3 separate regions of the Homo sapiens genome follow, and all the other regions are linked to region 3. The links are chromatin contacts, found by Hi-C or POLR2A ChIA-PET in ENCODE. All regions are on one chromosome and are shown on one strand. The core of a region is the stretch at or near the end of the contact, and the rest is flanking DNA. Distances in the headings are between cores, read along the strand shown. Region 1 holds the start of MSI2-AS1 (MSI2 antisense RNA 1). Region 2 overlaps MSI2 (musashi RNA binding protein 2). Region 3 overlaps MSI2 (musashi RNA binding protein 2).

What was found. Hi-C counts contacts between places; a loop is a spot of excess contacts on that map. ChIA-PET counts read pairs that join two places held with the same protein, here RNA polymerase II (POLR2A). Pooled maps may share reads with other maps.
Region 1: a map of sigmoid colon shows a loop between it and region 3 (3-fold over the local background). The contact joins the promoter of MSI2-AS1 here to the enhancer-like site in region 3. A Hi-C loop is called at or near these places in 1 of 168 maps with a recorded cell type or tissue (sigmoid colon) and 8 of 50 pooled maps.
Region 2: a map of naive thymus-derived CD4-positive, alpha-beta T cell shows a loop between it and region 3 (5-fold over the local background). The contact joins two enhancer-like sites. A Hi-C loop is called at or near these places in 3 of 168 maps with a recorded cell type or tissue (cardiac septum, heart right ventricle and naive thymus-derived CD4-positive, alpha-beta T cell) and 8 of 50 pooled maps. POLR2A ChIA-PET finds 5 or more read pairs at or near these places in 1 of 52 experiments (Caco-2).

What each region holds. Positions count from the first base shown.
Region 1 is chr17:57,607,102-57,609,801 of GRCh38, reverse strand. MSI2-AS1 (MSI2 antisense RNA 1) reads left to right here and starts at 1,390. Exons shown (of 3, transcript NR_110807.1): 1 at 1,390-1,542. All of the region lies in intron 8 of MSI2 (musashi RNA binding protein 2), which reads right to left. RefSeq lists enhancers at 694-1,286, 1,287-1,881.
Region 2 is chr17:57,671,142-57,673,841 of GRCh38, reverse strand. All of the region lies in intron 11 of MSI2 (musashi RNA binding protein 2), which reads right to left. Among named protein-coding and RNA genes, the nearest start is that of MSI2-AS1, 64 kb to the right of the region's middle. Within about 2 kb of position 1,446, at least 5 of the 41 ENCODE cell types and tissues checked have a DNase peak (open chromatin) inside an H3K27ac peak, as active enhancers do.
Region 3 is chr17:57,284,161-57,286,860 of GRCh38, reverse strand. All of the region lies in intron 5 of MSI2 (musashi RNA binding protein 2), which reads right to left. Among named protein-coding and RNA genes, the nearest start is that of MSI2, 29 kb to the right of the region's middle. RefSeq lists an enhancer at 1,754-2,023. Within about 2 kb of position 1,445, at least 10 of the 41 ENCODE cell types and tissues checked have a DNase peak (open chromatin) inside an H3K27ac peak, as active enhancers do.

The sequences.
Region 1 (2,700 bases), core at 141-2,640, 320 kb before region 3:
GGAGGTGCTGGAGCTTCTGCAAGAACAGCTTCCCTGCAGCTACTATGAGTGGCCACTCCTCCCCAGTGGATCCGAAGCCCTTGCAAAGGTAAGCTCACTGCCCTGGCATCTTTGGGGATGGTGGCTGGCAGTCTGAGGAGTATGCCAAGCTTTGGGAAGTAAAGGGCTTTTGTTTTTCCCTGGTCTCTGTACAAAAGAACCCAGTCAGCACGCGGCCTTGGGGCCCAGAGGGAAATCCAAGCCCTGGACCTGTGGCCTTGATGTACCATCCAGGACAAGGAAAGCCTGTTTGGCCTGAAGAGGCCAGTGTTTGCAGTTTCATTTCTCACTCCAAACAGGTCGTGTCTGAGACTGTTTAGTCCTCCAGAGGGAGAGGCCTATTTCGATGGATAAAATTCCCCAGTGCTCAGGTATCAACCTTGACCGTCTGACTGTCTGGCTAACAGAAAGGGGAGGGGAGCAGAGGGAGGAAAGGGCTCAGGAGGAGAGGAGGTCCTGCAGCTTCTAGGGTGGGTATCTGTCCTTCTGTGGCGTTTCCTAACAGACATAAGAGGCCTGACCTGGTCTTGCGCCTGATCAGCTTGACCTCTTCCCCAGCCAGGTTCTGGTGGGTTTGAGGCCAACATTGTTTCTCTGAAGATCCTCACCTCCGGACATTAGGCCCTGAGCCCTGCCCAGGGAGATGGTGAAGAGGAGGGGAGATGCTACTCAAGTGTAAAGTGTCTTGCCTAGAGCCTGACAGCTACACACATCTTGCTACTGAGGCAGGAGGGGTGAGCTTGGCCTCCAGAGACCACATGTCACACATACCTCCCTGCACAGCCCTCCTTTGCCATCCAGTGGCCACAGCCTTTTTTCTTCCTGGTCACTGCTCTCCTGCCCCCTCTGCCAATCACAAGCCTTTCTGGAGACCCCACAAAAAGCAGGACATTTTGTAAGGCTCTTGCAGGTTTATAATCAAGATTCGGGGAGACCCACCCTCAAGGAACTTGCAAAGCAAGGAAGATAAACACAAAACAAGCCCTTGATCAGAGTTCAACTCCTACTGTGTACCTGCACGGCACCTGGCCCTGAGTCAGCCTCACAGCAGAACGAACAGGGCCCATGACAAAAAGACGACAAGGGGTCCTTTGACCAACAATGACTAGGATTTGCAAGACGGCAACAAAGAGCAGAGCATTAGACCAGCGTGGGGGGCCTCTGAGGACAGGGCCAAGCGACGGCTCAGGCCTTACACCCAGGAAGCTGGCACTGCTGAGAGAGAGCTGTTGAATGTGTTGGAGAAAGAGGCTATGATGTAACAAGGAGAGGGGGTGGAACCCACCTAGGGGAGGTGAAGTGGCCCGGGGAGGGAAACGCAGGAACCTCGGCTGCCCTCCATGTGCAGCTCCCACTTGAGATGGGCATGTCACCATCACTCCTGCGTGAGCTTCAGAGAGCCAGGTCACCTCTACTCAGTTCTAACATCTGCTCCAGGGTTTCAATTCCATCCTGTTGCTCTTCTTGCCCAGGGCCAGAGGCCAAGATGGATTCCTGACTAGCGTGAGTATGTGGCCAGGTGAGGGCAAGGCCTTAAGAAGCCAGTAAGGGGCTAGGGGGTTGGTGAGGCAGCAATTGCACCCCTGTAAATCCTGGCAGCTGTGCTGGGAAGCCCTGGTCCTTCAATCTGGCAGGGGAAGGGTCCCTAACCACTCTGCAGTCCTTTTCCCTCACTGGTACAAGCCCTTCTGCTCCTTTGCAAACTCAGGTAGTCATATAGTTTGGATATTTGTCTCCGCCCAAATCTCATGTTGAAATGTACTCCCCAGTGTTGGAGGTGGGGCCTGGTGGGAAGCCTCTGATTCATGGGGGTGGATCCCTTGTGAATGGTTTGGGCCACCTGCTTGGTGATGAGTGAGCTCTTACTCGGAGTTGCTTAAAAATGTGTGGCACCTCCCTGCACTCTCTCGCTTGCTTGCACCTGCTTTCACCAAGCGACGTGCCTGTTCCTACTTTGCCTTCCTCCGTGAGTAAAAGCTCCCTGAGGCCCCACCCCAGAAGCCTAGCGATGTTGGCACCATGCCTGTACAACCCGCTGAACTGTAAGCCAACTAAACTTCTTTTTTAAATAAATTACCCAGTCTCAGGTATTTCTTTATAGCAACGCGAGAACGGCCTAACACAGACAGGCTTCCCAGCTGGTCACTGTGGATACTGGAAAGTGAGCGGAAGAGACCCTCCCTCCTCCCTTCTCAGACATCATAATCAGGCACTGTCCTTGTGGACAGGGACCAGCGTGTGGCCAAGCACCAGGGGACCTACTTGTAAATGATAACTTTCCTTGTTCTACTGCAAAAAGGTCCTCATGGATGTGGGACCTGCCCATGCAGTCTACAGAGGAAGGGGTTACTGTGCAAACAGAAATGGAGCTGCCAGCTTCCATAGGGAAAGGCAGGCAGCAGGAATGTCTACCTTCCAGGACACATGCATGTTATAAATGGCCCAGACCTGTTTGCAAAAGGCATTGAGAGACCTGTTAGATTTATAATCTTGACTCAGGAGGGTTACTCTGGGGAGGAAGGCACGCACTGTTTATTGAGTGCTATCCATAACTAGGCACAGCCACAACATCCTTGTAATTTTCATATATTACATAACATATACACATAATGGATATAAAGCACAGTGCCTGGCACACAGAAGTCCTCAAAGAATGTCCAT
Region 2 (2,700 bases), core at 197-2,696, 390 kb before region 3:
AGAGTGAGAACAGCAGGCTCAGGATGTACCTTTGCTACAGAGAGAGTGGACTTGACACGCACAAATCCAGAGAGTGGTGGGGTTGCAGATCGGGGGGCAGCGGAAGGTGACACTGCCTCGGCCCCCCCAATCCCATCATTCTGACCCTAATGAGGGCCGCAGCCTGTCAACCAGTTAACCAGGTTAATTTTGTCTCACCTTTATTTCTCCTTAGTAGTTTAAACTTTATTTTCTTTTCCAAAATGGAAAACAATATTTTTTTAATTGTTAAAGGAAGTTCTTACTGATTTTTAAGCCTCAAGGTGAGTCTGGGCTGGCTACCTTTGGGCTACGGCTAACCCGTCTTAAAGAACCAGACATTCTGAGAGTCACACTTTCACATCTTTGGCTCCAGAGGGCTGCTCCTTGCAACAATCACTTCTCCCTTCTGCCTCCCTTGGCTTCTCCCCCTCTGCCCTATGACCAGTTGCCTTCAATGGCAGAGGCAAAGAACATCGATGCAGGTGGGGTCACTCCTGGCTTTGGCCCCTCCCTTTCCCAGGGGCCTGTGATTTGAGGCCCTCAGTTCTGGTGGGCCTGGAAGAGCCAGAAGTGGATTGATTTTCACCCACTTGTCACAGGGATGGGAAGAGATTGATGAGGCACCCAAGGCACACTAGCAGGAGACTGAGACAGAGACACAAAGATACACGGGAGACCAAATCAAGCTGGGCCTGGCTCCTGACTCAGCAGAGAAAACAGAACTGAAGCCTCCAGATGCCCTTGGGGCGGGAAGCCCGAAGGTGAGCCCCTCTGAAGCTGTAGCTGAGAAATGAATAAACTGGCCAATGGAAAGAGCAGGTTAAAGAGAAAAGAAAAAAATAAATTATAGAGGCTTAGAGCAAGTGAACGGCTGATCTGGGAATGCGCTGGCAGAAAAAAGGGATGGAGATTTTTGAATATAGAAGATTCAACTTGCAGATAACACTTGGCCCTCTCACTCATGGAGGCAAATATGAAGCCGAGATATTCAAAAGGCGGTATTATCTTAGTCTAACACACTTTTTTTCTTCTGAGCTCAGGAAAACAGAAGAAGCTTGGACAGTGGACTCCTGGTTTTGTCCAGGCAGCTGAAACCCCTCCCTATACAAATAAACTAATTAGCCCGTTCCATTTTAGGCTAATAGGATGGGGTGGGCATGAGGAGGCGCAGTGGTAGACGGAAAGTTTTTTGGCTTCTTTCTTGTCTGGCCGGATGTGAACCCAGGAAGGTGTTGGGCAGGCCCACCTAACTAATGGGTGGGGAGAGGCAGGTTTAGGTTTCCGTTTCTTCCAGCAGGAGAGCCACCTAGAGACTAATCTAGCCAGCAGAAGCAGCCTCGGAGACAGGATGTAGCATGCCCACAGAAGGGTGCTGTTCAGAAATACCCCCTTCTGCAGGCTTAGATAGAAGACAAAAGGGCTGTTGGTATTATGCCCATCCTTGGCAACCGCTCCCATTCCTGTGTGTGGGGAGGCCTGTGGTTTCTGAGTCGGCCTGAAGGGAATTTCACAATAAGCAGCTCATCTTAGGTCTATATTACCCCTCCTTGCTCAGTCCTCCTCCATCAAATGACACTAAAATCACCGTGGAGAAGACACTGTATTAGAATGCAGCTTTCAAATCCCAAGTCCCGTTTTATTACGCACTTGCTCATCACGGTGCCGGAGCCTCAGCTCAAAGTCACCTTGCAGATGTCCCCCAGCCAGGGGTGAAAGACAGGGCTGCTGGGTCCCCACTAGAGGGCGCAGCCAGCAGGCAATAAGCACCCAGTTCTGGCTGGTCCCGCCTCTAGCTAGGCTTCTGGGCAGTGGAACCCGCACCCCTGAGGGCTGGGCGCATGGAAGAGAGGAGCCTCTATTTTCCACAGTCGACACTTCTCTCTGTCTGTCTCTGTGAGCAGAAGAACCAGGCTCCAGAAAGCATGTTAAAGTCCCCGAACGAGCCATCTGGAAACCCATGCATCTTTGAGAAGACTCATAAAAAGCAACGGCTCTGGCTGCTTAGGAGAGAATGGGGACTGCCACTCGGCACATAAACTTGTCAGTAGCTGTTCCTGCTGTCTGACAGTGGGAAGGCATTAGGGACAAAGCAATTTTCTTCTTTTGCAAACTCAGCGTAACTCCACAAACTGAACACTGGCTGGCTACGCAGGAAAGGGGGTCATTTGAGAACCCGTCTCCCTCTAAGAGGAGAGGTGGGGAGTGGGGTTGGGGGGTGGGGGAAGGCATGAAGCCAAATCTCTCACCTGAGGGTGCTTTCTGTGGAAGTCATTCTCCAGTCAATTCTCAGTGATCCTTCTAAGCGAACGGTGCCTTTCCCCAGGCACGGAGACTTATTTTGGGGGGCCAGAATTGGTCCCATATACCAGGATCAGCTTGGGAAGAGAGGATGGGACATGGCTCTTAGTGGGCAAGGGCACCTTGTCTACTGCTCAGCTAGGGTGTGCGTGTGAGGGGGCGGGGACAGGGAGCACACTTTGTTGAATAAATAAACAGTGCTGAGGTTTATAAATTGGATATTATGACTCCTGTCCCAGAAGAGGACAACGTCTTGCAAACGTCTTGGCATTTTTGCAGCAGGAGCTATGAGCATTAAGTGGCTTGGGACAAGCCCTGCTCTAGGATGGCAGTTTGGGGGCTCATTGCGGTGATCAGGTTCATTTCATCAGCAGCATCCAT
Region 3 (2,700 bases), core at 196-2,695:
CTGCCCGCTCTCTCCTGGAAGAACACACCTTTCCTAATTCTGTTTGTTCACCAGAAAAATAAATAAATAATAATAAGCGGGGGAGGGGGTGTGGGTTTACTGGAAGGTCATTTTGCCTTAGGAAAGGAACAAATTAAGTCGAGGCTCACAGTGAGCCGGGAAATACATTCTCCATCAGACAAGCGACCTTGGGGCCTTCGGTTTTAGGCGGGAAAGGTCACTGGTAAGGCAGCCCCTTGTTTATGGAGCCCGGATACCAATGACGTGGTCACCTCCGAGAAGCACAATTACCAACAGGGGCACGCCAAACTCTTTTATTGGTTACCTCTTAAACACTCCAGAAATCTGTCCAAGTCCTTGCAGAATAGCAGAAAACAAAAGTGCTCTCAGCAGGAGGGGGAAGCCAGGACTCGATGATGAGCAATTAGTGAATCAATGACTCTCAGAGACACTGATTTAGACCAGCAGTTCTTATTAGCGACCGTCGAGGAAAATGCAGGGACACACAAAGCTTCCAGGAGAGACTAAAGCTTTAAAAACATTTTTTTAAAAATCACCACAAACTGCCTTCAGAGCTTCCCCCTAAAACACTTAAAATGTGTGCTCAGTCTGAGGAAAAAAAAAAAAAGACTATTTGTTGTTTCCTTAATGTCAAAAAAACAAGTGAAACTACAACCACTAGTTCTGTCGCCCCACATGAAAATTATTCTCTCAAAATCCCAAAAATGAGATAAGGAATTAGGTATTAGACAAAAGAAAGAAAGAAAAAATAAAGAAGAAAGAAGGAAGGGAGGGAAAGACAGAAAGAGGCTGGCTAGCTAATATGAACAGCATGAACTTTTTCTTACCCTCATCAGATTGCAGGAATATAAAACAGATTGGTCTCCACTCCCACTCCATCCATGTTGAATAAAAAGATACTGATTCACGTGATAAGACGTATTCTTTAGTACTTTCTTAATATAACCCCTCATCATCTAAACACCTGTTCGGAAAATCAGAACTACACAACAGAAAGTGAGTGGTAGGAGGCTTGGCTAACTGACGGGCAAGGAGAAAAGAAAACATTTCTAAAAATATAATGATGCTTGCTAAGAAAATAGAGTTCCATGTACACAGAAATTCTCAGGAATACCTACTTGGGGAGACGTTCCTGTAACTGTTTTTAAACATTCAGTTCCATCCCACAGAATTCAAAACACCTACTAAGAACACAGAAGCTTCCCAGGCATGACTGTGGGGGCCGGAACCTTCCACAAACTTTATTTGAAGGCTGCTAATAACATGCAGCTGGGCATACTTTCCCCACACCCCAGCCTCTCCTGAAAAGTGCGCCCTCCCACCACCACCTTCCTTTCTTTCTGATTTTGTGAATACCAGCGAACGCTGAGACAATGCGGTTCACCGTGAAAATGGAAAACCGCAAGTTGGCCTCCTCAGCAGCAGCCAGCCCCCAGCCAAGGGCCCTCTGCAAACTTCCCCTTTATTTGTTCCTTGGTTTGGTTTCTGCTGGGTTGCTAATCTATTTGCTCTAAGCTATTGGAAGAAGTCGGCAAAAGAAAACAAAAAGGCTTTCTTCCTAGCAGGGGAAAAATGGGTAACCTTGAACCCAAAGAACCCTCCCTCCCCTGAAACTCCGGCTACTCTGAAAGTTTGTTGCTATCTAACCTTGAAAACAGTATGTGCCTCAGGGTCCCCTCCGCACTGGGCTCTAACAAGGATGTTGACGGTTCCTTATCTAAGGGGAAGGATGCAAACAATTTTTTTTAAGGTGAAAAGAAGAAACTTCTAAGAAACCGACGCCAATCTATGCACAGAAAAACCTCCCCTATCCTCCTACAAGTCTTCCAGAAAGGGGAGGGGTTGAAGAAAGAGAAAATCCAAAAACTGATCACTGCTAAGCTCCATAGTTTCAATAAATTGTTACCAATGTTGTCTTCGAAGGCAAAAAAAAAAAAAAGGTCATTTTAATTCTGGTTGAGGAGGGCATAGGGTAAACCCCTGGCCAACTTGAGCTTCTCCCATCCCCAGCAGATGAGGCTGAGGTTGATCCAGAGGTGACCTGTGCCAACAAGCCCTCCCCCAATGGGGGCAGATGACGCCATGAAGCCCCATGCTTCTCATCTCCATGGTGACCCCAAAAAACAAAATCAACTCTACACTAGGAGACACAAGAGTCCCATCAACTTAGAAACTTTCTTCTTCTCAGTAATAGTCTCCTACAACATTTTAATGAAATACTTTTTTAAAAATTGGGGTCAGAGTGTTTTACGTGGGATTACAGTCAAACCACATCTTCCCATCTCTTCGTACTTATTCACTTAAAAATATATATATGCTGCAGATTTCAAAGTGGGCTGTGACTGCACAGCTGTAGGGAATGAGCTTGTCAAGAGAAAAAACACACAGGCACACCTCTAAAACACATACATAAAGCACACAGATTTATTTTTTGTTTGGAGTGAGAGACACATCAGTTCGAGTTCTAGGCCAGCAGCTGTACTACAAACGTTTCGGGGTGGCGGGTGCGGGGTGGATGGCAGGGGCAGGGGGAACACAGGAGTGAGCCTCAAGGACAGCTGAAATGAGGGCCACCTTCGAAACCCTGCAGCCAGGCGTCACCAGGACTACCATGACCGGGTGGAGGGCCCAGCACAGCCAATCCAACTCTTTCATTAAAGAAGGGAAAAAATTCAACAG